Linked DNA regions of Homo sapiens: regions 1 and 3 are each linked to region 2. Evidence: chromatin loops called from intact Hi-C (ENCODE). Cell type or tissue: mammary epithelial cell. All regions are shown on one strand. Each heading gives the region's core, and the rest is flanking DNA. Links, peaks and the distances in the headings are about the cores only. Region 1 overlaps PRKCE (protein kinase C epsilon). Region 2 overlaps PRKCE (protein kinase C epsilon). Region 3 has its middle 72 kb from the start of EPAS1.

Region 1 (10,944 bases), core at 1,708-9,707, 74 kb after region 2:
AACATTTGATATTGACTATTGAGGTCAATATCAATGATAAGTCATGTTGATAGTATGGACCTTTGATGTGATGTAATGAAAATAAGACTTCACCTCTGAGGTATTCCTGTCTAATCCATAATCAGAGTCTAATCATGAGGAAAACATCAGACAAATCCCAGCTGGCAGATATTCTACAAAATAACTGACCACTATTCCTCAAATAGTGAAGGTCATAAAACAAGGAAAGTCTGAGAAAATGTCACAGCCAAGAAGAGCTGAAGGAGACATGACAACTAAATGTAATATGATATTCTGGATGAGATCCTGGAACAACGACAAGAAGGCATTAGGTAAAAACTTAGGAAATTGGAATAAAATATGGGCTTAGTTAATAATAATGTGTCAGTATTAGTTCATTAATAGGGGAACCTGGTGTAGGGTGTGTGGCAACTCTCTGTTCTATCTTTGCAACTATTCTGTAAATCTAAAGCTGTTCTAAAACAAAAAGTTTATTTAAATAAAAATAATGGTGTATCTTAAAGACATCTGAAATTTATTGAACTTTGACATTATCCTCATTCTACAGGTGAGGAAATCAAGGCCAGAGATGTAAAGGAACCCAGTGTAGGCCTGTTAACACACTGGAATGCTTTCTCTTATCTTCATAAGAGAGTCTCTGATTACTAGTCCTGAAAACTGTATACTCCAGTGGTGTCCTGGCAAGCACTTAACAATGGCTTTACAATGAGGAAAACCCTTGCTGATTTCCATGGTATAAGTACTACCATCATGGCTGATTTCAAGCTACCAATGGAATGTGACTGAACACAGAATGGGGAAGAGACACGCACAATCACCTTTCCCGCCGGGACCTGTAGCTAGCTCACACCAGCTCACAAGAGCAGATTGTTAAAATTTCAGGAATTTTGTGAGCTGGTTGTTCAACATGGATAGCCTGAAACTGGCCCCAGGGAGAATATTTATACCATAGAAATCAGTTAATGCTACAAATCAGGGTTTTGGGTTTTTTTTTTTTTTTTTTTTTTTTGAAAGCCAGTTTATCAGCATACACCACCAAAACACTAGAGTCCCAACTTATGGTTCTGTCTGTGTTGCTATGAGACCGAGTGTCCTCGGACAAGCCACATCGTCTCTGAGTTTCAGTTTAGTCATCTATAAAACAGCGAATTGGAGGACTAAACTCCCAAGTTTTCTCCCACCTCTGAAATTCTATTAAATACTAGGATCATCTTTCAGTTCCCACATGTTGTTCCAGATAAAACCTGAGGTCATGTCACCGTGCACTTACAGGGCTTTGACAGTCATTCGACAGCCTCTGAGGCTAGGGTCCCTGGCCTCTATTTGTGCTTTGAGTTCCAGGCATATACAAATTCTGTAGAGCCACAGACCCATTTGGTGTTCCCTCTCCCTCCACCAGAGCCTTTGCACATGCTATTCCCACTCCTTGGGCCACTCTTCCATGTCCTCTTTCTCTGGCCAACTCTTACTTAGCCCATTGGATCTCTCCGGGAGTGGTCACTTCCTCCAGAAAGCCTTCCTTGACTTTTTCTAAACTGGCTGAGGTATCCCTGTAATGTGTTTCCCTGGCAACTCCATATTTTTTTCTATCATAACTCTTATTGTTATTGCTTCTTTTATTGTCTGCCATCCCCACCTAAATTCAAGTGCCAAAGGGGCAGAGACTGTCTCTCTGGTTATCAGTTTTTTAAAAAAGAAATAGGCCAGGCATGGTGGCTCACACCTGTAATCCCAGACTTCGGGAGGCCAAGGCGGACAGATCACTCGAGGTCAGGAGTTTGAGACTAGCTGGCAAACATAGTGAAACCCCATTTCTACTAAAAATCCAACAGTGAACCAGGCAAGTTGGCGGGTGCTTGTAATCCCAGCTATTCAGGGAGGCTGAGGAGGGAGAATCGCTTGAACCTGGGAGGCGGAGGTTGCAGTGAGCTGAGATCGTGCTACTACACTCCAGCATGGGTGACAGAGCGAGATCCCATCAAGAAAAGAGAAGAGAAGAGAAGAGAAGAGAAAAAAGAAAAGGAAAGAAGGAAGATTCAGAAAGAAGCTAGAGACAGAATGTGCTCTTCTTCCTTGTCATGGCATCTTAGAGTCCTATACCTGGCACAGCAAAAATGACTTACTCGTTGTCTGTTGAGTGAATAAATGAATGTCTGCTTAAATTATACTGCTCTTCAAACAACAGATATTTTTCTTAGTTGCTTCCCCAGACAAAAGTACAAATCTAGAAAGAAACCCCCTTCTGATGAATGCTTTTGCATGAGCAGATTTCCAACACGGGAGGGGACTTCATGAGAGATGCCCCACTTCCGAGAGGGTGTTGTCTCAGGGGTGGCATTCTCAATCCTGACAGGACTAGGACTTCTGAGCAAGCATCCCTGCTCCTCGGCCAGCAGTTCTTGCTTACATGGTTGGTTACAGCCCCTTGCGGGAGCTCTGCTTGCCACAGGAGCAAATACAACTTGGCAACATCAGATCCCCCAAAAGCTATTTGTTTTGGTTAAGAGGGAGGACTTTGGGTAAATTAGAGAGGGAGGAAAACCCACAGACGGTGATTTGACATACCGAGAGCAGAGCACAGGACCACCAGCCAATGAAGTCTCACCTTCCGAGGAATGACAGGAATTGTGGGCCTGGATCTCTGAATGTTCCTCAGGGGCACTCTTGTTACTTGGGATCAGTTACCTTCTGGAGCCTCACTGAGGTAATTTTGAGACAGATTTTCAGAAATTCATTTTCAGATGCTCTTCAAGGCATTCCCAGACCAAACAATCTTAGGATCACAGAGCTAGATCATCCAGTCTGGCCACCATATTTTGTAGGTAGGAAAACTGAGACCCAGCAAGGAGAAGTCATTTGCCCAAGGACACCCAACTAAGACTGAGCTTTATTAGAGTTCTAGTCCCTAATTCCTAACTCTGTATTCTTTCCACTGCAGCAACTCACCAACCAGACCTTGTGAAGACTAAAAAGACAGGTGAAATAGGGCCATGCACACAGAAAGGAGCCCAGGGGAAGAGCGGTCCAGTGAGAAGTCCATTAGAAAATATATCCTGCAGCCAAATATGCTTAGAAAATCCCCTCACCTCCCTGGAGTTTTCTCGATAAATGTAAATAGGTTAGTCAAGAAATCATGGGCCACTGGGTATAACTATACATTTATCATAACCTATGGAAACTCTGTAGGGTCAGTCAACCAAGAAATAGTTGCAATGCAGTATAAGAAGTGCTAGAATATAAGGTAGCAGATGCAATGTTAACAGGGGGAAGAAATAACTAACTTCGCTGGAAGAAATAACTAACAGCCAGGAAAAATGATCTGAAGCTGAATCTCAAAGGATGAAAAGTTAGCGTAAAAAAAAAAAAAATACCATACCTTATTCCAGGAAAAGGTATGGTATTCCTAAGCAAAGGTACAGGGTGGTGGAAACATGTTGTATTGTGACTATTGATGCTTAAGATCTTGGTAATAAATGCACATTGTGTATGGGTGTGTCAAAGGCCTGTCAATGAGCACCTCTGTTAGGCTCAAGTAGTGACTCAAAGAGGAGTTTGGCTGGAGAAGCTGTTGAGGAGATAGAAAGGGGTCATCTTGTGGGGTAGAAAGAGATCAGTATATAAACCCCAGAGAGGAAGCTTAGGGGCAGGGTCAGCTTATGGGTGGCTTTGAGTAAGTGGCAGAAGAGTGGGGATGTCTTGGGATAATGGAGTCATGGCAGGCTTCTGAGCAAGAAAGCAACCCAGCTCCTTGCTTACCAGAATGAATTGGCCAAGAATGTTGGAAGAAGAGACCCAGAAGCAAGGAGAGAGAAGGTGGCAACAATTAGCAGTATGAATCCTTAGCTTGCTGCTGCATGACCAGAGGGAAGCAAAGCCAATTAAGTGTAGTCTCCACTACCTCAGCTCACTATGGTACCCCCTACCACTCTCCTCCTCACCCCACCTCCAGCCTGAGTCATCTTGAAACAAACATGGCCAACTGGGAGGGACCACAGAGACCAACTTCAAACATTCACACAGGACTCTGCTTACCACGGCAAAGCTGCCACTTGTTTGCTGAAACAATTCTCATTTTTAGTAGCTCAATCTAATGATTCAATAGCCAAAGGCATTGAAGAAACAAAAATCATATGACTAAGCCTTGGAGCATTCAGTACTGGCTGTTGAATATATTGCAGCAATAATTGTTCCAAGGCATCTACTTTCTATAGAACACAGCATAGTCATAAAATAAAATATATTGATGTCAAATTCCCCTATATAGGACAGGTCCCAACACCTCAAATTAGCCCTTGTTTGGAGGCCTCTAACTAGACAAAGTGTTTTCATCAGTTTACTAACTAGCAGGATACATTCATCCCCATTTTTGAGATGGACAAAGTGAATCTTATGAACTGTGCACTCAGCCACTTGCAAAATAACAATGATAATAATAACATTAATTAATGTTTAGTGAGCAATTACTCTGTACTAGAACCAGTTGTTACTGCTTTACTTGTACTAACTCTCATTTGATTCTCACAATATTTCTGTGTGGGTTGGGGGGGGAGTAATAACCCCATTTAACAGATGAAGGAACTGAGGTTTAGGGAAGTTAAGTTCTTTGCCCAACATCACAGATCTAATGAGCGCAGAGGCAGGGTTAGAGACCAGGGGTTCCAGAGTTGTGCCCTTAACCACTATAATGGGTTCTCAGTTCTATATGAGCTACCATGAAAGACACAAAAATAAGAGATGACGGGGTCCCTCATAATTTTTGCTCTGAACACACATTACTAGCTGAAACACTCAAATTTAATCAGGAATTTCCCTTTGGTTCCAAACTTCCTGTTTGCTCTAAACCTCTGATGTCAAAGGCAGTCAGAATTCTACTTCTAAGCTGGTCAGCAATAACGCGGCTTCCTCCAAGGAATGTAAACTTGGCTTTCATCCCAGCCAGCTCAGGCTCTCCTCTCTCCTCCTCCCTTCCCCTTTGTTAGGTCACAATGCTTTCACCCCCCAACTGTCATTGGCAGGTAACACTGCATGGAATCAGTTTGGGATAAAGATAGTCTCAGCCTCAAGTAGATTTGGACCCATATAAAAGTGATGACTCCTGAAAAACTCATGCTGGTATTTGGCATTCCTTTAGTAGGGGACAAGCTCTTCATCTATATGACATGGGAGAGGGACAGAATGACTTTTATAACTAAAGTGCACATTTCCAAAGGCAGCTTCTTTGCTGAAGCAGGTCACATAGGGACCAGGGCTTGGGCCGGGTTCTCATGAAGGTGGCTGGGTGCAAAGGGAGCCCAACAGGGAAGTCAAGACACCAAAGTCAGACTTCACAGCTTTTTTTTTTTTTTTTTTGAGACGGAGTCTCGCTCTGTCTCCCAGGCTGGAATGCAGTGGTGTGATCTCGGCTCACTGCAAGCTCCGCCTCCCAGGTTCACGCCATTCTCCTGCCTCAGCCTCCCGAGTAGCTGGGACTACAGACGCCCGCCACCACGCCCGGCTAATTTTTTTTGTATATTTAGTAGAGACGGGGTTTCCCCGCGTTAGCCAGGATGGTCTCGATCTCCTGACCTTGTGATCCACCCACCTCGGCCTCCCAAAGTGTTGGGATTACCAGTGTGAGCCACTGCACCCTGCCGACTTTGCAGCTTTATAATGCAAGCAGATCTGTCAGCCCTTCCAGCCCATTGGTTACCGTCATGCACGTTTATCAGTGTCAATATATCCTGTCCCTGGGTCCCAAAGTGACCACAAGAATAAAATATCACCTGGTTGTGAGATCTGGGCCCTTAGCCTGTAAAAGAGACACAGACTCACATATCCACCAACCTGCTCCTCCCAGACTGCAGTGTTACTGCACTGCCACCATCGTGGGGGTACCTGTAACTCCTCAGGCACTGGCCGAGCCCCTAAACAACCCCAGAGACATTTTTATGCCCAGTAGCTTATTTAACTATTACAATTTATGCCAAGTCCGCAGGCCTTGCCCTCTTATTTTAATATACATTAGTGGAGCCATTTTACAGATGAGGAAACTGTGGCTCAGAGAGATGAGGTCATTTGCCCAGCATTACACAGTTAGTAAGTGGCAATACTAGGACTTGAACTGAGGTTCTCAGTATTAGTTTGCTAGAACTGCCATAACAAAAAACTACAGATTGAGCGACTTAACAGGAATTTATTTTCTTGCAGTTGTGAAGGCTAGAAGTGTAAGACCAAGGTGCTGGCAGGGTTGGTTTCTTTTGAGTCTCTCTCCTTGGCTTGCAGAAGGCTGTATTCTCCCAGTTTCTTCACAAGGTCTTCCCTTGTGCTTGTCTGTGTCCTAACCTCCTCTTCTTATAAGGACATCAGTCATATTGGATTAGGTCACCCAATGACCTCATTTTGCTTTCATTACCTCTTTAAAGGCCCTATCTCCAAATGCCATCACATTCTGTGGTACTGGGGATTGGAGCTTCAACATAAGAATCTGGGGGTTGGGGGCATGATTCAGTCCATTCACTTTCTGACTCCAGAACTGTGTTCTCCGTTTAGCCAACCAATAATAATGGAGCTTACTAGGTGTCAAAGATTGCACTCAGCACTTCTGCAAATGTTTTCTCATGTAATTTTCAAAGCAGTCCAGAGAGGTTTGCATTATAATTCCCATGGAACACTGAGAAAACTGCATTTCAAACAGTTTAATTATTCTACCCAGGAAAACACAACAAAGATGAGGCAGACCCAGGATTCAGCCTCATTCTTCTGACCTCAAACTCTGTGCTGTCTCCAACATACAATGTTGCTTCCCATGTAAAACTGTGACTGGCAACAGAGAGGACAGGGTGACCTGACACAGTGCCAGTGATGGTGGTAGGATGTGGCAACATCTCCTTTTTGGAAAGGTTGTAAATCCAGTGGACAGTAAGAGCTTCTACTGTATAAGGTTGGTGTGATGACTCAATAAGTAACATGTGCAAAGTGTTTAGAATAGTGTCTGGCTACACAAAGGCTAAATAAGTGTTTTGCTATTATTGTTGTTGCTGCTGTTATTACGATTCTTGTTCATTTCTGGATAAAGACTGTAGATATTGAATATTCACCACTATTTTACTTTCCTTCTCAAAATTACACACAAAGATGGAGAGAGTAAGAAAAGAATGCAACACAATGTTGGAATCTTGAAAGTAAACGGATGAGTGGTAACTGAATTAGTAGATCCAAGAAAACTGAATCCTGAACCAGCAATGGGGAAGGTCAAGAGCAATGAAATTTTTGCTGCAGAATTTCCATCTTCCTATCCCCAAAGCTCAGGAAATATGCAGTAACAGTTACTCTGGAGATGAGGGTGATGTGGAGCGAGAGAAAAGAGAGATTTGGTTGAAAACTAGTTATAAATCCAGATTCTCTTTTCTTCTTGGCACGGCCCCTTCCCTGTCCCTAGAGGTTTATTCTCTGGAGAAGTGAAACAGGATCTCTAGACTAAGCATGGAGTGGGGGTAGATGGGCATGAGGGTATAGTACTGAACACAGGAGAATTAAATAAACATGTGTATTCTGGAAGCCGGGTCCTCTAATCTGGCTTCACTTGGTTCCTGCGATGCTGGCCACCAGGCCGTCTCCCTTTAGGCAGGACTCTGGGAGTAATCGAAGCACTCCAAGAGGAAAGGCCTAGAAATAGTGATAGTCTGAGGTTCCCCAACTAAGTGGGCCACCCAGATTAGTCTACAGTGAACCCCAAGTTGACTAGTCCAATATCTGAATGATAGTTCCAGAAAGAGAAAACAGAAGAGAAAGAATCAGTAAAGAAATAAGTAATACATTTTCTAGAACTGAAGGGCTTAATTTTCTAAATTGAAGAGATCTATGCCGGGCGAGTGCAATAGATGAAAACAGACCTATATCGCATCATTCAATAATTTTAGAATAATGGAGACAAAGCTTTAACACACTTCTGGAAAAGAGAAATAGATCCATACAAATGATTGAGAATTCAATTGACTTCAGACTTCTGCACAGCAGCACTGAGAGCTGGAAGACAATGGAATGATACCTTAAAATTGAGTGAAAATGCTTTTTTTTTTTTTTAACTTCAACTTTTATTTTAAGTTCTGAGTTCTTATGCAGGATGTGCATGTTTGTTATACAGGTAAATGCATGCCATGGTGGTCTGCTGTACAGATCATCCCATCACCTAGGTATTAAGCCCAGCATCCATTAGCTATTCTTTCTGATGCTCTCCCTCTCCCCACCCTCCCAACCCCATCCCCGACAGACCCCAGTGTGTGTAGTTCCCCACCATGTGTCCATGTGTTCTCATCGTTCAGCTCCCACTTGTAGGTGAGAACATGCAGTGTTTGCTTTTCTGTTCCTGTGTTAGTTTGCTGAGGATAACGGCTTCCAGCTCCACCTATGTCCCTGCAAAGGACATGATCTCATCTGAAGATTCTTTTTAATCTAAAATTCTATGCCCAGTCAAACTCTTTATCAAGTCTGAGAGTAAAATAAAGATGATTTTAGATATAAAAGGAAAGTCTCAATATTTCACTTCCTATATATTTGTTCTCAGAAATCTACTAAAGGTGCTTCACCAAATTGATGCAGTATACAAAGAAAGAGGAAGGCAAGGAATACTGGAACCAGGAGCTTCACAGGATAGTGGGAAAAGGAAGCCTAGGATGAAAGTGAAGTGGGATCCCAGGGTGACAGCTTTGCAGCAGGCACACAGGGCAGAAGGTAACCATTTAGACTGGAATAGTTTACAAGGCTTGGCAAAGAATGTATCCAAGAATATGAAATTGATAGAATACTGCTTATACCTAAACATGCTAAAAGGAGATATGGACAGTTTGTAGAGAGTTTGTGGTTGAATCAATAATAATTACATAGAAAACAAAGAGATATTTATTAACTTCAGGGAAAATAAACAAAAAAAATGCACTGGGAAGGAAAAGTAACTATAGCATACCACATAACTGAATTCCAAATGGTATTTCACAGTTATAATAATGTATACTATATATTCATTTAACCAAAATTACAGTAAACCATATTGAGAGGATGGGAGGTTGGGAAGGGTGTGCGTATGTGATAGGGCTGTGGAGGTGGGTAGTGGGTGAGAAACGGAACTAAAACCTCATTTTCCACAGTGGTAGGTCACTAGATAATGTGTAAAATAATTGTTTTTAAAATAACAATAAGGCTAGGTGCCATGGTTCATGCCTGTGTAATCCCAGCAATTTGGGAGGCTGAGGTGAGAGGATTGCTCAAATCCAGGAGTTCCAGGTTGCAGTGAGCTATCATTGTAACACTGCATGGCAGCCTGGACAACAGAGCAAGACCCTATCTCAAAAAAAAAAAAAAAAGAAAAGTACAATAAGATAATGTTATTTCTAAATACAGAGGTACATACCAAAAGACCCAGCTGCGAGTTGAATGTGGTTGCTTCTTTGGAAGGGGAAATTGAGGGGAGGGAAGGCAAAAAAAAAAAAACTGCTTTTTTATTAACCAAAACACCATGTAGAACTAATTCATCTGTATGTATATCTTTGACTGAAGTAACATCTAAGCTTTATACTATCTCATTGTGTAAACTCGGGTGAGTTATTCCACAATTTTGGTTTCCAAGTTCTGCACCTATAAAACGAAGGAGATGGATTATGCAGTCTCCAAGGCCCTCCCTGATTTAACTCATCATTTCTGCCATGGTAGCTGATTTCCTTCCATTAGAGACTCGGCCCTTAGATCCTTAGGAATTTTATGTCAAAATATCATTTTCTATAATGGATGGGGTAACGCTGACAGCTAAGAACGATGCTCTCTGGGGAAAACGATCCCCAAGTACCCTCAGTGACTTTCTAAAGGTCAGGTCCTAGAAGACTCAAAGGCAAAAAGAGATGCCCCTACCTTCTCCTCCCTTTCTTTGTATTAGAGCTTTAAATAACTTGATAATGTATTAAAAGAGGATGAGACTACACGTTAGACCTTCCAGTTATTAACTCAGGTTTAACTAAAGACCTTCATTCATGTCAGCAAATCCCTAACTGTGTGCCAATGGCAGGATATGATTCCAGAGATTAAGGCACACACTTTCCCCTCTGACTAGCAGGATGGCAGGACTAAAATTTACATCACAACTTCGTATGCATTTTCCATACGGAGGCCTGGTTTGGAGGGCACAGCTAGAGACCTCAGTACAACCCCAGCTTCTTCTAGGAAAGCCCCTCCTAAGCCTCTCCTTTGGGCTTTGTTCCCCAGCTCTGGAGAGAACAAGATAGTTAAGACAGGTTTATAAGGTGCACTGAGGTTCTGACTGGATTTTTGTTCCTTGCTCTTGATTCTTATCTGACTTTTTATAAACATCATGGTCAACAAGGAAAGCCCTTTCTAAGTACCTCCTGAGTACAGAAGAATCTAGGCTTGGCCAAGGCAGAGGCACCTCCTTTCTCCTTGTCTCCCCTCTGCCCAATTCTGGCACCGGGCACACGACAGGCACTAAGGCAAGACTGACTCTCAGGGAATGATGATAAGGGCTCATTAGAGATCAAAAGGCTTGGAGAATCTAAGGAGGAAGAGTCTATAACTTACATCTTTCTCTGCTGGTGGATAAAGACCAAATTTTAATGCTCAAAATGACAAATGTTAATTATTCATGATATGTGACATAGATAAGACGCTCTGTCATTTCCCACTGGCTTTCATATCCTCTATCACAGTCTGACTTCCAGCAATCACTCTCAGCTACCTTTTGAAAGAGACAAGGCAGGTACTATCTAAACTTCACAAGTGGAGACCAGTCACAAAGAGGTTTTGTAAGTTGCTCACGAAGATTTCTCAGAAAGTTCTCTAGAAACTGTTAAACTGTTTACCCCTGGGTAGTTATGAGTTTGATGAAGAAAAACGGACTTTACGCCTTTCTTCACTGCTTAGATTTTTATTTTTCCTATGACT
Region 2 (10,944 bases), core at 1,159-9,158:
TGTTGGGACACTCATGCAAATATTGTTTAGCACAGGATCAGGACCAGAGCCCTTTGACCTGGCCCCTGAAACAGCCCTCTCACATAGGTGACATCAAGTCCCACCAGCACTCTTTGGGGTGTGGTTGTGAAATTCATTGAGAAGCAACCAGCCATGGTCACTGTTTTCATTTTGCTCAGTTGCTTTGCTGGAATAAAGATACAAATGGCTGAGCATTTCTCTGCTGGAAATGAAGTTAATTGCTTCAAGTGATTACTACTGCCCCCTAAATGTCCACAAACTATCTTCTCATTAAGAATTTATAGAAACTTCCTTTAATAATATCAATTTCAAAGTGTCCTAAGTTCACATTTTCCCAGTTTCTGAATACTGGGAGACGGTTTGCCTTTCTCCTATCACTTGGTATCATTACTCTATCCCATCATTTCCAATTTACCAAGCAGTAGGCAGAGCAGATTCTTCCGTAACCTGGAATGTAATTCACCTGGGCCTACACTGGAGTCACCTGGGGGAGCTTCAACGCACGGAGCTGCTCGTCCCACTCTAGGGATTCTGTTGAACTGCTTTGGGATCTGGTCTGGGCATGGAATAATAGGGCTCCCCAGGTGAGCTTTATTAAATGTAATTTGCCTCTCTTGGGTTTCAATTTCCTCTTAGTGGTTTTCACCCTTATCTTTGTACTTTGGAGCTATTTCTCTTTGGGGAAAATTGGAGGCAAAATAACAGGTCTGCTTTTTGCCATTTTTTAACACAGTGGTTCTCAATCCTGGCTGTGCATAAAAACCAAACACAGCCATTTAGACACCTGAGAGTCATCCTAGACCTGATGAATTGGAATCTCCAGACGGTGAGTTTTTAAAGCTCCATAAGTGATTCTGGTGGGCAGCCTGGTGGAGTCCCTCCATATAAAGGCCGTGGGTCTCTTTCTTTCTTCTTTTAACAATTTCAAAAGGCCTGTTTTCATTGTTGTCCAAAGGCTTTTTCAGGAGCCTAAGACCATACTAGATTTGGCCTCCTCCAACACATAGCAAGTTCATGCTATATACTGGCATTCCTTCTCAGCTTCATGACTTCTTGGTCTATTTTATATTGGTATTTATAAAATCAGGACATCTGAGAACTCTCATGGAATCAGACTGGTTTCTTTAAATGCCGATCTGTGAGAGGTAGCTTAGTGGCTTAGCCTTCATGCTCTACAGCCAGACTGCCTGAATTCCATGCCTGCTTCTCCAGTTACTAACTTTGTGGCCTTGGGCCAATTATGTAATCTCTGTGCCGCCATTTTCTCATCCATAAAATGGGGACATTAGTAGGCCTTCCCATATATTTGTTATGAGGATTAAATGAAAGAATACAATCAAGTGGCGAGAACAGTAGGTGACATCGAGTAAATTATTGGCATTGTTCCTTCCTCAATATATCTAAGATCACAACTGTATGGTTAGAACAAACAGAATTGTCTTTGGGATGATCCAGGAGAGAACTTTCTATTTGGTCTCAGTTCACAGAATAATCATTGTTTCACCTAGGCCACCTGTGTGCATTTATCTCCCCTGCACATGAAATCTAGAACCAATTAGTTTTCACTGGAGGCAAATAGCCAAATATGTGACCCACCCAAAAGAACATTTCTGATGCTTTTTTGCCTTCCTGTGCTGTTTTCTCTTTCTTTCTTTTCGCTGACATTACATTCATAGTAAACTTTATATATACTGGTGGGACATCTTTAAACTTTCTGGAATAAGAAAGGAAAAACAAGGAAGGAAGGATTTTAGAAAAACAAGGAAGGAAGGAAGCAATTTTAGCCCTGCTGGCTAAAATTGCAGGCTGTAACACCAGATCTCGGCTGGGCGTGGTGGTTCATGCCTGTAATCCCAGCACTTCTGGTGGACAAGGTAGGTGGATAGCTCGAGCCCAGGAGTTTGAGACCAGCCTGGGCCACATAGTGAGACCCTGCCTTTACAAAAAAATACAAAAATTAGCCAGACACGGTGGCACGTGCCTGTAGTCCCAGCTACTCAGGAGGCGGAGGTGTGAGGTTGGCTTGAGTCCAGGAGGTAGAGGTTGCAAGAGAGCCAAGATCATATCACTGCCCTCCAGCCTGGGTGACAGTGCCAGATCTTATCTCAAAAAAAATTAAAAAGCATCATATCTCCTTTTCTCTCTAATGAGTGGGGCATGTGTGTGTCTTTGGGTGTCTGTGTGTGTTGTGTGTGGCATGGGGGAGCCTGGGCGCACCGGGAACTGAGGAGCCCAGCAAGCTGAGGGCTGCATGCCTCACCAGCTGATGCCACCTGTCGGGGACACCGACCCAGGGGTCCCAGGTCTTTGGAGTTGCCACGAAATGCCCCAATCTACATTTTCACTTACATCTCTTTTTAAATGTTGCCTACTAATTCGATTTTAAAAAAGTTATCTCCTGGCTGAATGGGTCTCACAATCCTCCAGTTTGCGACCTTTACATCATTGAAAAGATTGCTGCTTCCACCTTTTAAGGGAGAAGAAAATGAAGACCCACTTGCTTTTTAAGCACGATGGCACAGATGGCAGTTAAAATGGGAGGCCACTTGGCCCACCATTCCCCAGCCCAACGGAAAGGGTCCTGGCAGCTAGGTGGCCCCTGTAGTCGTAGGGACAAGCTGCCCAAGCCTCAGGCTGGGCCTCACAGGCCCCTTCCCCACAATCTCATTGGTTTCCTCGCTAAAACACTTCTGAGGGAAAGTTGCTTCATTCCTTTGGAGGCAGTCAGTAGACACACATATCTATTTTCTAAATGGACCAAATTCTCTCAGACCGCCAGGCATTCTGAACAATCAACCACAGCTGAATTCTATCAGGTCTGCTGTTTGACGGAATTCAACTATTTCCCATCTCCAGTCTCATTATTGTTTGCTAAACTATAAAAAAAAATTTGTTTACAAATTCCATGTGAGAAGTTACTTTAGGAAAAAAGAAAACTCTACTTCAGGTATTAGCTAACAGCAAACCTCCTCCCCTACACTCAGCAAATAGAGATCAAAGGAGTTCAGCCAACTATCGTTTGTCTGGGAATTAGCTGGGGTCTATAGACACAGCTTTCAGGGATTGCCATCACAGAGGCAAGCAGGTGTCCCTGTTATAAAGAAGTTGCCACCAAACTTCTAACATGTGTTATGATGCTTTGAAACAAAACTTCAGGGCAACTACCCGAAGGTTCCTTTGGAAGGCAGTGCCAATTCAGAAACCTACAGAAGAAAGGGAGGGCCCAGGACAGAGCCCCTTCCTGGCTCTTGCTCCTGCGAAACTGAGGAACATGTTCCTTGTCTGCTATTGGTAAAGTGAGAAGCTTTTCAAGGAGACTTTCAATGCTGCTTCTATGTCTAAATTCCACGGCTCAATCATTTGTAAGCAAAAGTAAGGAATATAAAGTAAGCTTCTTAAATGGGGTTCCCACCCCTGGAGCAAGGGTTGCCATTTTTTTCTGTGAAAGGCCAGGTAGTAAATATTTTAGATGTGGTGAGCCATATGGTCTCTGTCATAACCACTCCGCTCTGCCACTGTAGCCCAAAAGCAGCATGAACTTGTGTAAATGAATGACGGTGGCTGTGTTCCGATAAAACTTTATGGGCACTGATGTTTGAATTTCATACAGTGTTCATGTGTCATGAAATAGTATTCTTCAACCATTAAAAAAATGTTGAAACCATTCTTATTCTAGGGCTGCACAAAAGCAGGTGGTGGGCTGGATTTGGCCCTGGGCTGCAGTTCGCAGACCCCTGCCTCAAAGGATGGCTTCAGGGTTTCCATGAGCCTGGTAGAATATAGAACAGTGTACTGTGTTTGTGACACCTTGGGGTTTTCCTGGAGACAGAGTTTACTGTATCAGATTCTCCAAGGGGGTAGTGATACCACTAAGTTAAGAACCACTGATTTAAACATTTCCATTATAAAAAGCCTGGCTTTCTAAGTGGTACAATAACTGTCTCTGAGGAATCCACATAAAGGAGAAAGCCCTGAGAAGTATTTTCAGGACCTGAAGTGTCCCCTTTTGCTTAAGTCTTTCAGACCACAAGGGTCCCCAGCACAGGGCATCCCCTCTGGACTTAGTGACTATACAGTGCTCTGTGGGGAAGGCTGTCTCATGTAAAAATGGCTGAGAACACTCCCCCGGATGTAGACTGTGTATCTAAGCCTCTTTCCAGAGGTGTCTTCTAAGTGCAGGTGAAGTCAATAGTCTCAAAGCGTTAGCTCCAAACACATTATGTCTCCATTCTTGTTAGTGAAGGAGGCATTTCTGGGCAGTTCTGAGGGATGGCGCTTATTCCTGCTCCTCAAACCCTCCCAGGGCCGCCCAGGCACGCCCAGGCCCGCCCAGGCCTGCCCAGGCCCACACCTATACACTCCTTTGGCTGTGACACGTTGATTCTGAAATTTGGTAACAAAAATATAAAGTATACATTCCAGCCACATGGGGCCACCTGATTATGGATGAGTCCACATTGTCCATCCAGTGCACACTGGCCCCAGATGACATCCAGTCTGGGATTGAGGAATGGCCTGGATATGTCGCTAAGTGCCCCAGGAGTCTTGGCTCCCGCAAGAGGCTGGCAGTGCCTGGGGGGAAAGAGGGCCTGGCGCTTCTGACACTAGCAGGGCCCAGCTCAGCCTGGCTTTGCAGGCTCCCAGCTAATGGAATGAACGCTGCAGAGTCTCTGGAGGACGGCAGAGAGCCACAGCCATTCTCTCCACCGTTGAGCCCACTGGCCCTCCAAGAGTCGAACTGAGAGGATGCTGCACGTGAGCTCTGAAACCATTCCTGAGGCCACTCAAGGGACGTGTCTGCTGCTGCTGTACAGCAAAGGAAATGCCTCTTCCTGGGGGAATGATCCCCAAACCAGGCTAGTCCCCTCCTATATATACCTTGACCCTTGTGCTGGGGTTCTGTTTCCTGGTACTCCTCATAACTGGAGCTAAATGATGACTCAGTCTGAGGTGTCTTTTCCACTGGACCGGAGCTCCACATGCGCATCTGCCTTGTGTTTTTAGCACCAGCTCAGTGCCTGGGACAGCCTTAGCTTCTTTAGGAGGAAAACATAACAAAGCTGCAGATGGAGACTTTGCCAGTGCTTTGATGCCTTCAACACCCGGCTCTTGTAACCTCACACCCACTCCACAGGGAGGAGAGTGCTGTGATCACATCTCCATTGTAAAGATGGGGAAATGGGCTCGGAGGCATTAGACGTCTTGTCTAACAGGCAGGCTGGGCAAGAGGTGGGGTCAGGACTTGGAATCAGCTTGTTCTGACCCCGAGGCTGTGCCCCTGGCATGTACTATCCTGCCTCCCATGATGAACTGCCGGGAGGCATCAATGCAGCCATCTGCACAAAGACACGCAGCACTGTGCCCAGCATAAGCTGCCAGTTCAATGGTTTCTGTCAATAGCGGTGTTGCTGTGTTAACATCAAACAAACAACTGCATTCTGCCGTGTACCCCTCACAGTGCAAGAGGCCACCATCACCACCAAGTCTTTTGGGGTTATTTCGTAGACATTAGGGGCACCCCAGGAGATGCCTGGGACAGAACACGATGTAGAAAATGCTGTGTGGCTATCCAGGAATAAAGAGCCTTAGGAGGAGACAGTACCCTGCCTGCCCTGGCTTGCCTGGGGCCTGAGCTTGCTGAGCCAGGCCCTGCAGTGAGCTGGCCCCCCGCAGCAGGATGTGCAGTGGCAGGACCCGAGCCTGGCGATGCAGCAGGAGCCTGTGTCTCCAGCTGGAAGTGGGTAAGAAAACGGTGGCAACTTGGACTCATTCTGCTTCTAACTGGGGGACCTTTTTCATTTATCATCTACTTTTTAAAGCCGTCTTATTGCTGACAGCTGTTGGGTTTACCATTCCAGGGACATTTTTGGTATCCAAAGAAGAAACTTTCCAATCTGGCCCTGGCAAAGGCCCAGTTCCTCCACTTACCAATCTCTCCCCCACTTATTTAGGAAAATGTTCTAGATAGAGATCAGTTCTCTTGGCCCAGGATTTATTATTGCACTGCCTGTGAAATGGGAACTGTAAACATTCTAATATGTGCCTCTCAAGTCAAGACGAGGTCACCCACCTTCTCTCACCATTCAACAATAATTTCAAGTTTCCTAATGCAGGATCTTATGACCCCAAATTCCCGGGCATATACTGGAACTGATCTTGAGCCATAAAAGGTGAGAAGAGAATTTTGAGATAGAGCTGAAAAAAACACTGTATATCTGGGGAATTCATTTGTTCATTCCACAAATATAGATTGAATACCTACTATGTGCCAGGAATTGTTCTAACTGCTGGGGATGCATTTGTGAACAAAACAGATGTAACTCTCTCCCTTGATTGCTAATTGCTAATTACTGTGCATTGCTAATTGTTGACGCTGGGTGATGAACACATGGGGACTCATTCAATGATTTGCTCTACTTTTATATATGTTTGGAAATTTCCGTACTAAAGTTAAAATTATAAGTCCCAAATCTCAAAAACATGATGCTGAGTGAAAGAAGGCAGACACAAAAAAAGTACATGCTATGTGGCTCCATTTATAAGAAACTCTAGAAAAGACGAATCTAATCTCCAGTGACAGAAAGCAGACCAGGGTTGCCTGGGGCTATGGGCAGGAAACTTCTTGGGAGGATGGAGGTGTTCTATATACTTATTGTGCTGGTGGTCACATGGGTGTATGACATTTTTCAAATGCATCAGAATGTGGACTTGAAATGGGTGCATTTATTCTATGTAAATTTTGTTGCAATACAATTGATTAAAAAACCCTGCAAATCCCTGCTCTCACATGGCTGGGGCTGGAAGAAATCTTAGGGATTACTTAAGTCCCTCATTTTACAGGAAAGGAGCAGAGAGATTGAGTGAATTTCTCAGCATCTCACAGACAGTAACAGTGGGGACTAGCACCCAGTTCTGTCTAACACTTCCCCTTAGCTCACTGCCTGTGATACAAGGTGGGTGCTTCAATCTGAAGTGCCACATTTTGGGGTGACTGTCTTCTCAATTATTTGGTTGAACACCCACACCCCAGGTCCCTATAGTCTGAGTCTGCCACGCCTCCCAGGAAGTCTGCAAATCCTGTTACTGCCAACACTAGCTGATATGTCAGCTGCTGCGCTAGGGGGGACGGAGTGCGGCTAAAGTCCTAGGTCAGGGTCTGGTTTATTTTCGAAGTCATCTCAGTTGATAAGCCCTACTCTGGAGGGCTTATCTTTCCATCTCCTTACTTAAGGCAAATATATTTCATAGTTCCCTGGCCTAGCCATTTGCCACCCTCTTCCACGCCTAGCTGGGCTCTCACACCTGAAATACTCCATTGATCTCCAAGCTCTGTGCTCCAAGAAAGCTGCTGTTAAGGCGAAATAGGTCCAGAAAGGAGTAGCCAGAGGAACATGGAGGGTGAAGGGCTGCTGCTATGTGGCCAGGCCTTCTCACAGTGAGGAGACTGAGGTTGATGTGGAAACTTAATGAACCTTCACAAACCCACTGTGTATTAGTCAAATCCCAGAATTCCAGAATAACAATGGAATGTTAAGTTTAGGCCAAACCTAATTCTGTTACCATCCCCCTCCCCAGCACAAACAATGGGAAGGTAAGAAGGCACTGATCCCCCAAGTGCAAAACTGGATTCCCCAGAGTGTCTCTTCTCCATGACATATATGCCTCTGGAGATCAAAGGTCCTCCACTTGATGTGGGCAGAACACACCCCCCCAGTCAGCTTGCAAAGTGCCCCTTGGTGCCTGTACCCTTCAGGGAACAAATTCTGGCTGGAGGGCTGAGCCCCTCTGTGAGGGAGGGTTGAGGCTCTGTCTGCCTTCACTTCAATACACACGAACCAGGCTCTGACCCCTGTCCCTCCTGGCAGCCAGACCATCCTTTAGTCCTCTCCGCAGAGATAGGCAGGAGGGCATTGCTTATCCAGCAGTGCAGACCCACTTGGATAGGATCTTCTGCAAGACCCAAGATGAGAAGGGGGCTGACATAGGCTCTCAGGACCCACAGAAACGCTGGCTCCCAGCCTCCCCAGAGGCCCTCTTCTCTCTGTCCTCAAACCTTGAAAGGCAGAGCTCCAAATTCCTCTTCCAAATGAGCATCCTGTTAGGAGTCAGGTGCCGGATTTTACCCTACTGCCTGTTATCCCTTAAGTATTTTGCATTATCAAGTCTTCTGCCATCGAAGCTTTTCAAGGTGGCAATGTTAGGGTGATGGCAGAAGATTCTTTCCTTGCCTTTGTCAAGCTTCTCCCTCTAGGGCTTCAGGGCTTCACAGAGGGCTCAAAGGACATGTTCAACAAACACTTGTTGAATATAACTGACCTGAATCTTGCCTTTCCCTTTCTCCTTTTATGCCTTTCGCAGATAGTTCTTTCTTCCTGATCCCTCCCAGCTTTCTGTCAAGTTCCAGCTCCTCTAGGAAACATTCCCTGATTCCTCCTGCTGTCCTCTGGTTTGATCAGGCGTGGCCTAGGAAGTCCTCCCATGCTCCCAGGTGAGTTGTATGTGTGTTACTTCAAGTGCAGGTGGGTCTGGGAGGAGATTAAGTTCAAGAAACACTAGTCTGATGAACCCAGGAAGGCATATACCAAAGTAACAGCCATTAAGACACAAAGAAAAGCTTAGGAGCTTATGAAAGTGCCCAGCAAAGCCCAGGCCAGCCCAGGCCTCACACTCTTCCCTGGAGTGGGGGTAGGGGATGAAAATGATGGCCCTCCCAATCCCAGGCCACAGGAACGTTCCTGCCATCAGAATTCTCTAATGGTGAAATCATTGTTCCTGCCATCAGAATTCTCAAATGGCAAAATTCCTGCAATCAGAATTCTAAAATGGCGAAATCACTTGTCCAGAGTCAAAGATGCTCCACTGAGGCTGTTTCGCTTAGAAATATTTGGGAGCCTGCTGTGCTGGAACAGGGTCTCACTGGTGACTGCTACCACTTCAGGGCTGGGGTGCTGAGGGCCGCACAGCTGTACCCAGCAAAAACACTACTGAGAATGAAGGCAGGGAACGTCAACGAACGTCAACGTGGTAAGCATGGTCACAGAGTAAAAGCAGGGGACCGGGGGGCGGGGTGGGGGGTGCTGAGAAAATGTGGCAGAACTTGGGGTGCCATCCTAAGAGGCAAAAAGGGCTGGGAATGCTGGCACCTGGGGTGAGTCACCCTCGCAGTACCTCCCTCCCCTTGGCACTCCCCAGCTCATACCAGTGGCTGTGCTGGAATGACGCCCCTGCAGGCGCCTCAGCATTCTGAACTGTGCTCCTTCCCTGCCTTCAGATGCTTTCTGCCCTGTAATGGCTGGTGCCTTGCTAGATGGTGCCATCCCCTCATCTGAACTCCTGGCCCGTCAGCCCCTTTGGGACAGGAGTGTTGTCCAGTCCAGCCTCCCTTGGCCTCAGGCTCCTGTTGTCCTCCTCACCAACAGCATCAACACCATCAACACCATCCAAGTGTTCACCTGTATCAGGCACTGTGCTACTCATTTCAGGCAATTAGGTTTGTTGATGCTTCACAGCAACCCCAGGTGGTAGATATTTATAACCCCCATGCTATGATCAGCAGACCGAGGCTCAGAGAGAAGTGGTGACTTTCCCAATATCCCACAGCCCAAATTAGAACCTGGTTGCATCTGATTCCAAAGCCCAGCCTCCAAACATCACACCAACCTCCTGCAATTCTTAACTCTTGATTCTTGGAGTTTGGGGATGAGAAGAAGTTCAAAGGCCAGGGTAGGGGTGGTGAATGGAGAGAGAGGAATTAAAATTCATTGAGAATCTACAGTGCACAAAGTAGCTTAGACTTATTCTATTCCTGTTTATAATTCTTTTTGAGACAGGATCTCCCTTTGTCTCCCAGGCTGGAGTGCAGTGGCATGAACATGGCTCACTACAGCCTCAACCTCCTGAGCTCAAGCGATCCTCCCACCCCAGCCTCCCAAGTAGCTGGGACTACAAGTGCATGCCACCACGCCTGGCTACTTTTTGCATTTTTTGTAGAGACAGGGTTTTACCGTGTTGCCCAGGCTTGTCTCGAACTCCTGAGTGCAAGTGATCTGCCTGCCTTGGCCTCCCAAAGTGCTGGAATTATAGGTATGAACCACAGTACCCAGCTATTCCTGTTAATAATTCCATGAGTGAAGAATTATCATAGTATCCCAATTTTACAGATAAGGAGGCTCAAGGAAGCCAGAGGTCCAGGGGTGAGGTGAATTCTGAGTGTCACATGGCTTTCCTGTGAGAGCAATTTTCTTCCAACCCAAGTCTCTCAGAAGTCAAAGCCAGTATCCTGTCCACTGTACCATGCCACCCGCTGGGTCAACCACCAAAAACAGGTTTCTGGACTTTTCCCATGCCCTCCAGCCCTGGATCAGAGTCCTGGCTCTTGGAGGGCTCTTGTAGCCTCTTGGATGGTAAGCCGCTTGGATGTGGTGGACACAGTCCAGGGGGATGTCCTCGTGAGGGGCTGCAGAACTCAGCCTTGCTCCTGCCCCAGCTCTGCCAGAACAGAGGATGAGGATGGTGTCATGACTGGCCTCCATCATCACAACCCATGTTATCAGGTGGTCCCTAGGCAGGTGGGCTGGCTTCAGGGGAAGGGGCTGCCTGTTCAACAGGGCTCCTCCTCAGGTCGCTAAGTTGGTGAAGTGTGCGGGTCTCGAGCCCACTTCCCAGGTTTTCTCTCAGCACAGCCCAGTCATGCAGGAGCATGCAGGAGAGGCCTCCCTCGGGGGTCCCGCCATGCAGCGCGGATGGCTGGATGGAAACGGATCATGAGGTTGAGAGGGGCCTCTATGTCACCGGGCCTGAGGGCTCACCTACCTGGAGAGACTCCCCACTCTGGAGGCCTTACCTTAAAGAGGGACATTCACACTGAAGCAAACTTGAAAAAAGAGAACATGTACACAAAGAGAAGTTTACTTGGCCAGCATT
Region 3 (10,944 bases), core at 961-8,960, 54 kb before region 2:
CACAGCCCCAGGGCCAGGTGAGCAGGAGCCTTGACTCTGTCCCCTGGGCCTCCTCTGGCCTCAGAGCGATCCCTGCCTTGGCGGGGAGGCCTGCCTGGGCACTCGGAGCTCTGGCACCACCCTGAGTTGGGTAACAGTATTCCTGCCTCGCAGCTGTGTCTGCCCACTGGGCTGGCTTGCAGCTTGGGGAGGCTGGTGTGTGTGCCAGAAACAGGGAGACCTATTTTTGCCCCAGCCACAGGCCCATGGCCAGAAAAAAAGTTAAATAAAGATGATTTTGTTTTTTCTTGGTGTATAGAGTGCAACTCACTTACTTTTTAACAGACAAGATCAAAGGATCTCTTCAGTAAGAATAATGAATCGTAAATGAATGCAGGTCTACAATGAGACCAGCAAAATGGGGAACTAGAAGGGAGGAAAAGGGGAGGGAGAGAGAGTGAGGGAGAGCTGGAGGGAGAAAGACAGGTGGATAGAGACAGGAAAAACTGGAGTGAGAAAGAAAATCCAGTATCAATAAGCATCAATACCCTGAAGGGGTGATGAGAAAGAGAGAGACAGATACCAAGAGAGACAGACGGATGGAAAAAGAACAAAGACTCAGTGGGGTTTTCGGACTGCAGCAAAGGAGGTGGTGAGATGACGCATATTCGGATGTGACTTCATCCTGGTTAACCATTATTCAAGCTCTTCAATTGTTGCACTCTACGAACCCACAGGGAGTCCATTCTCAGTGAACTAACACAAGCAGGCCATAGCAGAGGAAGCTATTCCATTACCACAAGTGCTGTCTCAAGCCAAGGGGGCACATTTACCTGGAACATCCCTGTCATGTCCTTGAATGAGGGCAGGGGAAGGGTTAACCTGCAGCAGACTCTGGTAGACAGCTTCCATCCCACCTAGTGGTGAGGATAATCAGAGAAGGAAAGAAATCTCCTTCCATATAGCTTTTCAGAACAGCAGGGTCCCAGCTCCAGCCAGGGAAGGCTGCGCACCCGGGCCCAGTGAACTTGAACCAATTGTTTCACAAGATGAGATCTGACAAGCACCAGGGAGACAGCCCTACCCCAAAATATCTTTCCCACTGCCTGTCAGGACTTTGGCCTCCATTGCAAGGTAACAACCTCAGTCAGGGTAGGAGTCAGGAAGCCCAGCGGGGAGTCCCCAGCAGAGCTTTCCATGCCCGGATTCCCCATCTTAAGTGGGGATAACATTCCTTTCCTGCTCATTTCCCAGGGCGGTTATGAGAACCAGTTTGTCAATGGATATGCAAGATCATGGCTTGAGTTTGAATCCTGGCTCTGGTATAACTGGCTGGGTGGTGATTCTCGTCCTATGTTCTGCCACCTATAATAAGAAAAAAACAAGGTTGTTGTGATAATGAAGAAAAGTAATGTTTGTAATGATCTGGTACCAGCTGGTGGCCATAGAAATTACTTAGGTATTGGCCAGGCATGGTGGCTAACACTTGTAATCCCAGCACTTTGGGAGGCCTAGGCAGGAGGATCACTTGAGCCCAGGAGTTTGAGACCAGCCTGGGAAACATGATGAGACCCTGTCTCTATTAAAAAAAAAAAAAAAAGCCAGGTGTGGTGGCACACCTGTAGTTCCGCCTATTCTGGAGGCTGAGGTGCAAGGATTGCCTGAGCCCGGGAGGTCAAGGCTGCAGTGAGCTGTGATCATAGCACTGCACTCTAACTTGAGTAAAAGAGTGAGGTTCAAAAAAAATTACTTAGGTACTTTCCCTAAAAGTAAATCTATTTAGCTAAAATTATTGGTATTTCTGTGTATAGAGAACCATCTCACCCTCTGGACCCAAATGCATCTATTCTGGAGGGAAGCACACACCTAACCTGTCATTAACATCTTTTTCAAACATTTTCCAATAGGATAGGTAGCTGAGAGCAAGTTTCTGATGGTCTGCTATCTCACAGCAGAGGTAAGACTTGATAAAGAAAGAGGGGTGAGAAATTGCTCCACAGTTGGGGCACTGCCTGGGTTCCACCCAGCAATCAATCAATTCTCTGCCTGGTAAATTCTCACATGTTCTTGAAGACTCGATCCAGGTGTCACTTGTCAGTGATGCCTTCTCTAGTCAGACATTTTGACTCCTGTGAGTCCCACCAGTCTTTGTCTATAACCATTATATTGTATTTCTCACGTTTTACTGTAATTGCCTCTCCTATCAAACTGTGAGTTCTTTGAGAACGGGGACTGCATCATATTCAATTCTGCCTCACCAGTCCCTGCTTGGTCCAGAAAGGCACTCAAGGTCTACTGAATAAATACCCAGGCGTGTCTCTCTGCTGGGAGGACCAGAAATATTTAACCTGTGAGAGGATACTTCTAGCTATCAAAATAAAAGTTCTTTCATGTGCATGCTTTCACAGATTACAAATTTATATACCTGTTGCCTCATTTGCTTTTCACAGTAGTCCCACAGGGTAGATAGGAAAGGCGCTGTATCCCATACGACAGCTAAGAAGAACTAAGAGAGGCCGAAGGGTTTGCTCAAGGTCACCCACCTACTGAGTAGCCGAGCCAGGACTGGCACCCAGGTGTCTTGAATTCTAGTCCAAGACAAATCTGCTGAAGGCTTGCTGGGTCAGGAAAGTACAGGTCAGTGGGGAATATTATTTTCTAGGTTTTTTCTTTGAGCCAAAGAATTATATAACTTTTAAAGAAAGCTTGTTCTGAAAAAAAAGTCCAATAGGCAAAACATACAAAACATATGACAGCAGACTGTTACATTATTTTGTAAGTTCAAATTTATTACATTTAATCATGATTAAGTTGATCAATGAGAACAGCAAAACTGTTGTAAATCACACAGAAAAATGTAAAGTTCGATGTGCATGACCTCTGCAGCCAAGTGAGCTTTATTATCCAATGCATTTTTATTTGGAATCATAATCATTGTTTAGTTTTACAGCTTGCATTAGGAACAGTAGCTAAGAACTTTCTATTGACCATCCAGTAGGTGCCAGATCATTACAAATGACTTGTCTTCATTTGTCACACATGCAGACTCATAACTATAAATACTATTAACATTTTTTTTTCTGAATTAAGATATCTTGTCCCCTTTTCAACATGAGCACGTGCAGAACAGCCACTCTTAATGATGCACCTAGTAATCTGTGGGAAGAACGTATCATTTGTTTAGCAAGTTCTGTACTGAGAGACGTTTGTATTATTTTCCACTGAGTATCTTCAAACATACTGCATACTTCCATGAGTTTATCTGTAGTATAAAACCCCAGAAGAGGGGTTACTCAAAGAGCAGGTGAATTATACATTTTCATAGATATTCCAAATTAGCCTTCAGTGAAGTCTTTCCCAATTCACACTCTCATATACTGTGTATGAGGCTGCCATTCTGTCCTCACCATTACCAATGACGAGTACATTATTTTTTTATTTGATGCCAATATGTTACAAAATATCATATCACTTTAATTGGCATTTCTTTTATTATGAATGAGATGGAGTATTTTTTCATGTGACTACGGATGATTATATACCTATTTTCTGTGATGTCTATTTATATCCCTTGCGTATTTTTCTCTTTGAATATTAAGGGGGTTTCCACACCGACTACTCCTCCGGTTACCAATGGGTTCCACACTGACTACTCCTCTGGTTACCAATGATCTACATCTTGTCACCTTTAATGAACCATTCTCTGTTCTTATCTTCTTGATTATTCATCAGTGTTCAAAACAACTGACTACTCCCTGCTTTTCCGTTATTTTTCTCAAGTTTAATTGTTTTTGGTTTATTTTGATGAAAATTTATACAAACATAGTTGAAAGAATAGGCCAGTTTTATGAGGTTTATTAAGAAAATTAGCACAAATTTTGCCATACCCTTCATTAATTCCTGCTCCCCAGAGGCAACCAATTTCAGCAACTATAGTTGATTCATTTGGTATTTAATTCCACATCTCTAAATAACATGCTTATATTGCTATTTATTGATTTTTCAGTTCAAGATAGTACCTATTGATTTCCCACTATGGAAAATGAAGATTTAGCTGTCTTTTAATCCCTGGTCTGCACCACCACATACATGCATACTTTTCATTCCTCTGCCCTCTCAGTATAATTATATTATGATTTTTCACTAGATCAGTATTCTGTGTTCACATTTTTATGACTTTGTAAATGCCAGTTGCAGCAGAGATATATAGTAAACTTTGGTTGTGTTACCTTTCCTGCACAGTTTATTGTTTTGTCTGGAATTAATGCTTATTTTTCCATTGCCTTCCTTTTTGAAGAATTTATCACTAAGTTCACTATCTGAAGTAGTTCAACTTTAAACTCTTCCCCACTTGTGTAAATCTCTCAGTGTGTTTAAACACATTAGGTGTTCTATCAATTTAACCTTGAAACAATCTCCTGAATCTTCTGCCCTTTTAAAGTCCGTTCTGTTTGCCCTCTGCACTTGGCACATAGCTGTTGTCTTGGGAAATCCTTTCTTCATCATTCTGGGGATTTCCTTCTCCTCTTCCTTGTATTGAATCCCTTGTTTCCTGAATCCTCTGTTTTCCCAAGGTTTCTGAGAAAGGGTGTGTGGGAGATAATTTTTTTAACTTGCATATCTTAAAGTGTCTTTATTCTACACTAAAACTTAATTGATAGTTTGACTTGGGTATTAAATTATAGGTTTAAAGTAATTTTTCCCAGAATTTTAAATATATTGCTTTAGGATATGTCTTCATTTATTCTATTTGACATTATATATTATGTCTTACAATGTTGCCTTTGAGGAGTATGTAGCTATTTTTTTCTTTATTTCTTTTTAGACATGGGTTCTTTCTGTGTTGCCCAGGCTGGCCTCAAACTCTTAGCCTCAAGTGATCCTCTGCTTCAACCTCCCAAATAGTTGGGACTACATGGGCACACCACTGCATCCACTCCTATGAAGCCATTTTGATTCTAAACATTTGGTATGTGACATCCTTTTTTTCCTTCCTAGAATCTTGTGAAATTTTCTCTTGACTTTCAGTGTTCTGAAATTTCATGCTGTTGTTCGTTGGAGTAGAGTCTATTTTAATCCACCGCAGTAGAAACTTCATGCTCTTCTCATATAGGAAATTTTCTTCTATTATTTCTTTGATTATTTTTGCCCCTTTACAATGATCCTGGCCTCCTGCTATGCATGCTGTTGTGTACTCCCTTTCAACATTAAAAGGGAGGACCTGTGTGACCAGTAGGATATTGTGAAAGTGACAATGGATGACATCAATGGGTAGTCATAAAAGACCTTTCACCTTTTTTCTTGGTCTCTTGGATTACTCTCTCTGGGAAAAGCTAGCTGTCATGTCATGAAGATACTCAAGTGACCCTGTGGAGAGATTCACATAGTGAGAAATTGAGAAAGAACATAAACCTGCTAGTCACATGAGTGTGCTGCCTTGGAGCAAATTCTCCAGCTACAGCCAGTCTTAAGAAGACTGCAGCCCTGGCCAACATCCAGCTGAACCTCATGAGAAACCTTGAGGCAGACCATTCAGCTGAGTCACTCTTGAACTCGTGGCCACAGGAACTGAAAGAGATATAAATGTTTACAATTTTTTAAGCCACTAAGTTTTGAGGTAATTTGTCACCCCAAATAGATCATTAATATATACTCTTTTTCTGTAACCTCTAATTATTGGGTGTTAGATCTCCTGAACTAGATCTCTGATTTTCTAATTGTTTTACTCCTATTTATTATCTCAATGTCTCTTCATTCAATTTTTCTGGAGGTTTCCTCATCTTTATCTTTAAATCCTTCTATTTAAGATCATGATGAAGTAGTCAGCATCAGAATAACCTGCTTGCTACACACACACACACACACACACACACACACACACACACACAGAAAAAACACTAAAATATTAAGAAAAGGTAACAACCAATTTTTTTTTTTTTACTGAAAACATGCATGTCTTTAATTAAAGCAGAGGAATATCACTTTCTTCTGAAAAGCACTGTTCTTTTTTTTAAATTAGACTTTAAGTTCTAGGGTACATGTGCACAACGTGCAGGTTTGTTACATATGTATACATGTGCCATGTTGGTGTGCTGCACCCATTAACTCACCATTTACATTAGGTATATCTCCTATCCCTCCCCCCTCCCCCCACCCCACGACAGGCCCTGGTGTGAGATGTTCCCCATCCTGTGTCCAAGTGTTGTCATTGTTCAATTCCCACCTATGAGTGAGAACATGCGGTGTTTGGTTTTCTGTCCTTGCGATAGTTTGCTGAGAATGATGGTTTCCAGCTTCATCCATGTCCCTACAAAGGACATTAACTCATCCTTTTTTATGGCTGCATAGTATTCCATGGTGTATATGTGCCACATTTTCTTAATCCAGTCTATCACTGATGGACATTTGGGTTGGTTCCAAGTCTTTGCTATTGTGAATAGTGCCGCAATAAACGTGTGCATGTGTCTTTTTTTTTTATGTCTGTCACATCCAGTTTTATTCAACAAGCATTTACAAAACATCTTCAATGTATCAGGCACTACTAGATGCTAGGCATACATAGATGAACAAAACATATCTTGCCTTTAAAACCTCCTCTTGGAGCTCACAGTTTGGTAAGGGAGATAGACTAATTACAGTAGAACATGGAAGGGCAATAATACTATATTATCAGTGTTGTATAGGGTATAAGGTGGTTTCAAAGAGGAAGTGGTTAACTCAGTGAAGGTTTTGAGGAACAGTCAAGTTTTGTGGGTTTTTTTTTAATTAAACATTTTGTTTTAAGATAATTGTAGAATCACATGCATTGCAAGAAGTAATACAGAGAGATTCCATATACCGTTTGCATAGTTTCCCCAGTGGTAACATTTTACAAACATATAGTACAATATCACAACCAGAATATTGACATTCATACGGTCAAGATACAGAACACTTCCATCGCCACAACGATCCCTCCTGTTGCCTTTTTTGCACAGTATTCCCCCAACCCTATCCACACCTTCACTTTCTGCAGTTTAACTTATCCATGGTCAACCACAGTCTGAAAACTTTATGCATTTTGAGAGAGAAAGAGACCACAATTGCATAACTTTTATGGTCTTTATAGCAACGTGATTTATAATCCTTTGGGTATATACCCAGTAATGGGATGGCTGGGTCAAATGGTATTTTCTAGTTCTAGATCCTTGAGGAATCGCCACACTGTCTTCCACAAGGGTTGAACTAGTTTACAGTCCCTCCGACAGTGTAAAAGTGTTCCTATTTCTCCACATCCTCTCCAGCACCTGTTGTTTCCTGACTTTTTAATGATCGCCATTCTAACTGGTGTGAGATGGTATCTCATTGTGGTTTTGATTTTCATTTCCCTGATGGCCATTGATGATGAGCATTTTTTCATGTGCCTATTGGCTGCATAAATGTCTTCTTTTGAGAAGTGTCTGTTCATATCCTTCACTACTTTTTCGTGGAGTTGTTTGATTTTTTCTTGTAAATTTGTTTAAGTTCTTTGTGGATTCTGGATATTAGCCCTTTGTCAGATGGGTAGATTGTAAAAATTTTCTCCCATTTTGTATGTTGCCTGTTCACTCTGATAGTAGTTTCTTTTGCTGTGCAGAAGCTCTTTAGATTAATCAGATCCATTTGTCAATTTTGGCTTTTGTTGCCATTGCTTTTTGTGTTTTAGTCATGAAGTCCTTGCCCATGCCTATGTCCTGAATGGTATTGCCTAGGTTTTCTTCTAGGGTTTTTATGGTTTTAGGTCTAACATGTAAGTCTTTAATCCATCTTGAATTAATTTTTGTATAAGGTGTAAGGAAGGGATCCTGTTTCAGCTTTCTACATATGGCTAGCCAGTTTTCCCAGCACCATTTATTAAATAGGGAATCCTTTCCCCATTGCTTGTTTTTGTCAGGTTTGTCAAAGATCAGATGGTTGTAGATGTGTGGTATTATTTCTGAGGGCTCTGTTCTGTTCCATTGGTCTATATCTCTGTTTTGGTGCCAGTACCATGCTGTTTTGGTTACTGTAGCCTTGTAGTATAGTTTGAAGTCAGGTAGTGTGATGCCTCCAGCTTTGTTCTTTTGGCTTAGGATTGTCTTGGCAATGTGGGCTCTTTTTTGGTTCCATATAAACTTTAAAGTTTTTTCCAATTCTGTGAAGAAAGTCATTTGTAGCTTGATGGGGAGGGCATTGAATCTATAAATTACCTTGGGCAGTATGGCCATTTTCACGATATTGATTCTTCCTACCCATGAGCATGGAATGTTCTTCCATTTGTTTGTGTCCTTTCTTATTTCCCTGAGCAGTGGTTTGTAGTTCTCCTTGAAGAGGTCCTTCACATCCCTTGTAAGTTGGATTCCTAGGTATTTTATTCTCTTTGAAGCAATTGTGAATGGGAGTTCACTCATGATTTGGCTCTCCTTTTGTTGGTTGTTGGTGTATAAGAATGCTTGTGATTTTTGCACATTGATTTTGTATCCTGAGACTTTGCTGAAGTTGCTTATCAGCTTAAGGAGATTTTGGGCTGAGACTAAGGGGTTTTCTAAAAATACAATCATGTCATCTGCAAACAGGGACAATTTGACTTCGTCTTTTCCTAATTGAATACCCTTTATTTCTTTCTCCTGCCTGATTGCCCTGGCCAGAACTTCCAAAACTAAGTTGAATAGGAGTGGTGAGAGAGGGCATCCCTGTCTCGTGCCAGTTTTCAAAGGGAATGCTTCCAGCTTTTGCCCATTCAGTATGATATTGGCTGTGGGTTTGTCATAAATAGCTCTTATTATTTTGAGATATGTACTATCTATACCTAGTTTATTGAGAGTTTTTAGCATGAAGGGCTGTTGAATTTTGTCGAAGGCCTTTTCTGCATCTATTGAGATAATCATGTGGTTTTTGTCTTCGGTTCTGTTTATATGATGGATTACGTTTATTGATTTGCATATGTTGAACTAGCCTTGCATCCCAGGGATGAAGCCAACTTGAACATGGTGGATAAGCTTTTAGATGTGCTGCTGGATTCAGTTTGCCAGTATTTTATTGAGGATTTTTGCATTGATGTTCATCAGGGATATTGGTCTAAAATTCTTTTTTGTTGTGTCTCTGCCAGGCTTTGGTATCAGGATGATGCTGGTCTCATAAAATGAGTTAGGGAGGATTCCCTCTTTTTCTATTGATTGGAATAGTTTCAGAAGGAATGGTACCAGCTCCTCTTTGTACCTCTGGTAGAATTCAGCTGAGAATTTGTCTGGTCCTGGACTTTTTTTTGGTTCGTAGGCTATTAATTATTGCCTCAATTTCAGAGCCTGTCATTGGTCTATTCAGGGATTCAACTTCTTCCTAGTTTAGTCTTGGGAGGGTGTATGTGTCCAGGAATTTATCCATTTCTTCTAGATTTTCTAGTTTATTTGCGTAGAGGCGTTTGTAGTATTCTCTGATGGTAGTTTGTTTTTCTGTGGGATTGGTGGTGATATCCCCTTTATCATTTTTTATTGCGTCTGTTTGATTCTTCTCTCTTTTCTTCTTTATTAGTCTTGCTTGCGGTCTATCAATTTTGTTGATCCTTTAAAAAACCAGCTCCTGGATTCATTAATTTTTTGAAGGGGTTTTTGTGTCTCTATTTCCTTCAGTTCTGCTCTGATTTTAGTTATTTCTTGCCTTCTGCTAGCTTTTGAATGTGTTTGCTCTTGCTTCTCTAGTTCTTTTAATTGTGATGTTAGGGTGTCAGTTTTAGATCTTTCCTCCTTTCTCTTGTGGGCATTTAGTGCTATAAATTTCCCTCTACACAACTGCTTTAAATGTGTCCCAGAGATTCTGGTATGTTGTGTCTTTGTTCTCATTGGTTTCAAAGAACATCTTTATTTCTGCCTTCATTTCGTTATGTACCCAGTAGTCATTCAGGAGCAGATTGTTCAGTTTCCATTGTTCAGTTTCCATGTAGTTGAGCAGTTTTGAGTGAGTTTCTTAATCCTGAGTTCTAGTTTGATTGCACTGTGGTCTGAGAGACAGTTTGTTATAATTTCTGTTCTTTTACATTTGCTGAAGAGTGCTTTACTTCCAGCTATGTTGTCAATTTTCGAATAAGTGCAATGTGGTGCTGAGAAGAATGTATATTCTGTTCATTTGGGGTGGAGAGTTCTGTAGATGTCTATTAGGTCTGCTTGGTGCAGAGCTGAGTTTAATTCCTGGATATCCTTGTTAACTTTCTGTCTCATTGATCTGTCTAATGTTGACAGTGGGATGTTAAAGTCTCCCATTATTACTGTGTGGGAGTCTAAGTCTCTCTGTAGGTCTCTAAGGACTTGCCTTATGAATCTGGGTGCTCCTGTATTGGGTGCATATATATCTAGGATAGTTAGCTCTTCTTGTTGAATTGATCCCTTTACCATTATATAGTGGCCTTGTTTGTCTCTTTTGATCTTTGTTGGTTTAAAGTCTGTTTTATCAGAGACTACGATTGCAACCCTTGCTTTTTTTTGTCTTCCATTTTCTTGGTAGATCTTCCTCTATCCCTTTATTTTGAGCCTATGTGTGTCTCTGCACATGAGATGGGTCTCCTGAAGACAGCACACTGATAGGTCTTGAGTCTTTATCCAATTTGCCCGTCTGTGTCTTTTAATTGGAGCATTTAGCCCATTTACATTTAAGGTTAATATTGTTATGTGTGAATTTGATCCTGTCATTATGATGTTAGCTGGTTATTTTGCTCGTTAGTTGATGCAGTTTCTTCCTAGCATTGATGGTCTTTACAATTTGGCATATTTTTGCAGTGGCTGGTACTGGTAGTAACAACCAATTTTTATAAGCACTGGATACCTAACAGTGCAAGGTTGCAAGACTTAAGAAAAAGGAAGCATGCAAAGTGAACCCCACATTTACTCTGGCTTTCTTCCTGGAAGCATTTCACAGCTATGGTACAAGGAAGTAGAGCCCAAGCACAGAGAGGAAGTCTGGTGGGTGGAGGAAACA

Evidence for each region. Peaks named below come from ENCODE experiments on the same cell type or tissue, not always from the same donor. Only the 100,000 strongest peaks of a DNase experiment are listed, where the experiment ranks them.
Region 1: a loop joins it to region 2, with 2.5 times the contacts of the local background. A loop is called at or near these places in 9 of 110 quality-filtered maps.
Region 3: a loop joins it to region 2, with 4 times the contacts of the local background. A loop is called at or near these places in 9 of 110 quality-filtered maps.

What each region holds. Positions count from the first base shown.
Region 1 is chr2:46,091,946-46,102,889 of GRCh38, reverse strand. All of the region lies in intron 11 of PRKCE (protein kinase C epsilon), which reads right to left. Among named protein-coding and RNA genes, the nearest start is that of EPAS1, 200 kb to the left of the region's middle. In mammary epithelial cell, for the core only: no CTCF peak of the experiment used is centred there; DNase peaks (open chromatin) are centred at 4,109 and 4,929; H3K27ac peaks cover 1,422 bases.
Region 2 is chr2:46,165,891-46,176,834 of GRCh38, reverse strand. The region is part of intron 14 of PRKCE (protein kinase C epsilon); the gene reads right to left. Among named protein-coding and RNA genes, the nearest start is that of EPAS1, 130 kb to the left of the region's middle. RefSeq lists an enhancer at 4,991-5,573 and a silencer at 8,631-8,818. In mammary epithelial cell, for the core only: a CTCF peak has its summit at 4,469; DNase peaks (open chromatin) are centred at 4,364, 5,004 and 5,654; H3K27ac peaks cover 2,268 bases.
Region 3 is chr2:46,219,439-46,230,382 of GRCh38, reverse strand. No RefSeq gene overlaps it. Among named protein-coding and RNA genes, the nearest start is that of EPAS1, 72 kb to the left of the region's middle. RefSeq lists an enhancer at 499-1,483. In mammary epithelial cell, for the core only: no CTCF peak of the experiment used is centred there; a DNase peak (open chromatin) is centred at 5,412; H3K27ac peaks cover 800 bases.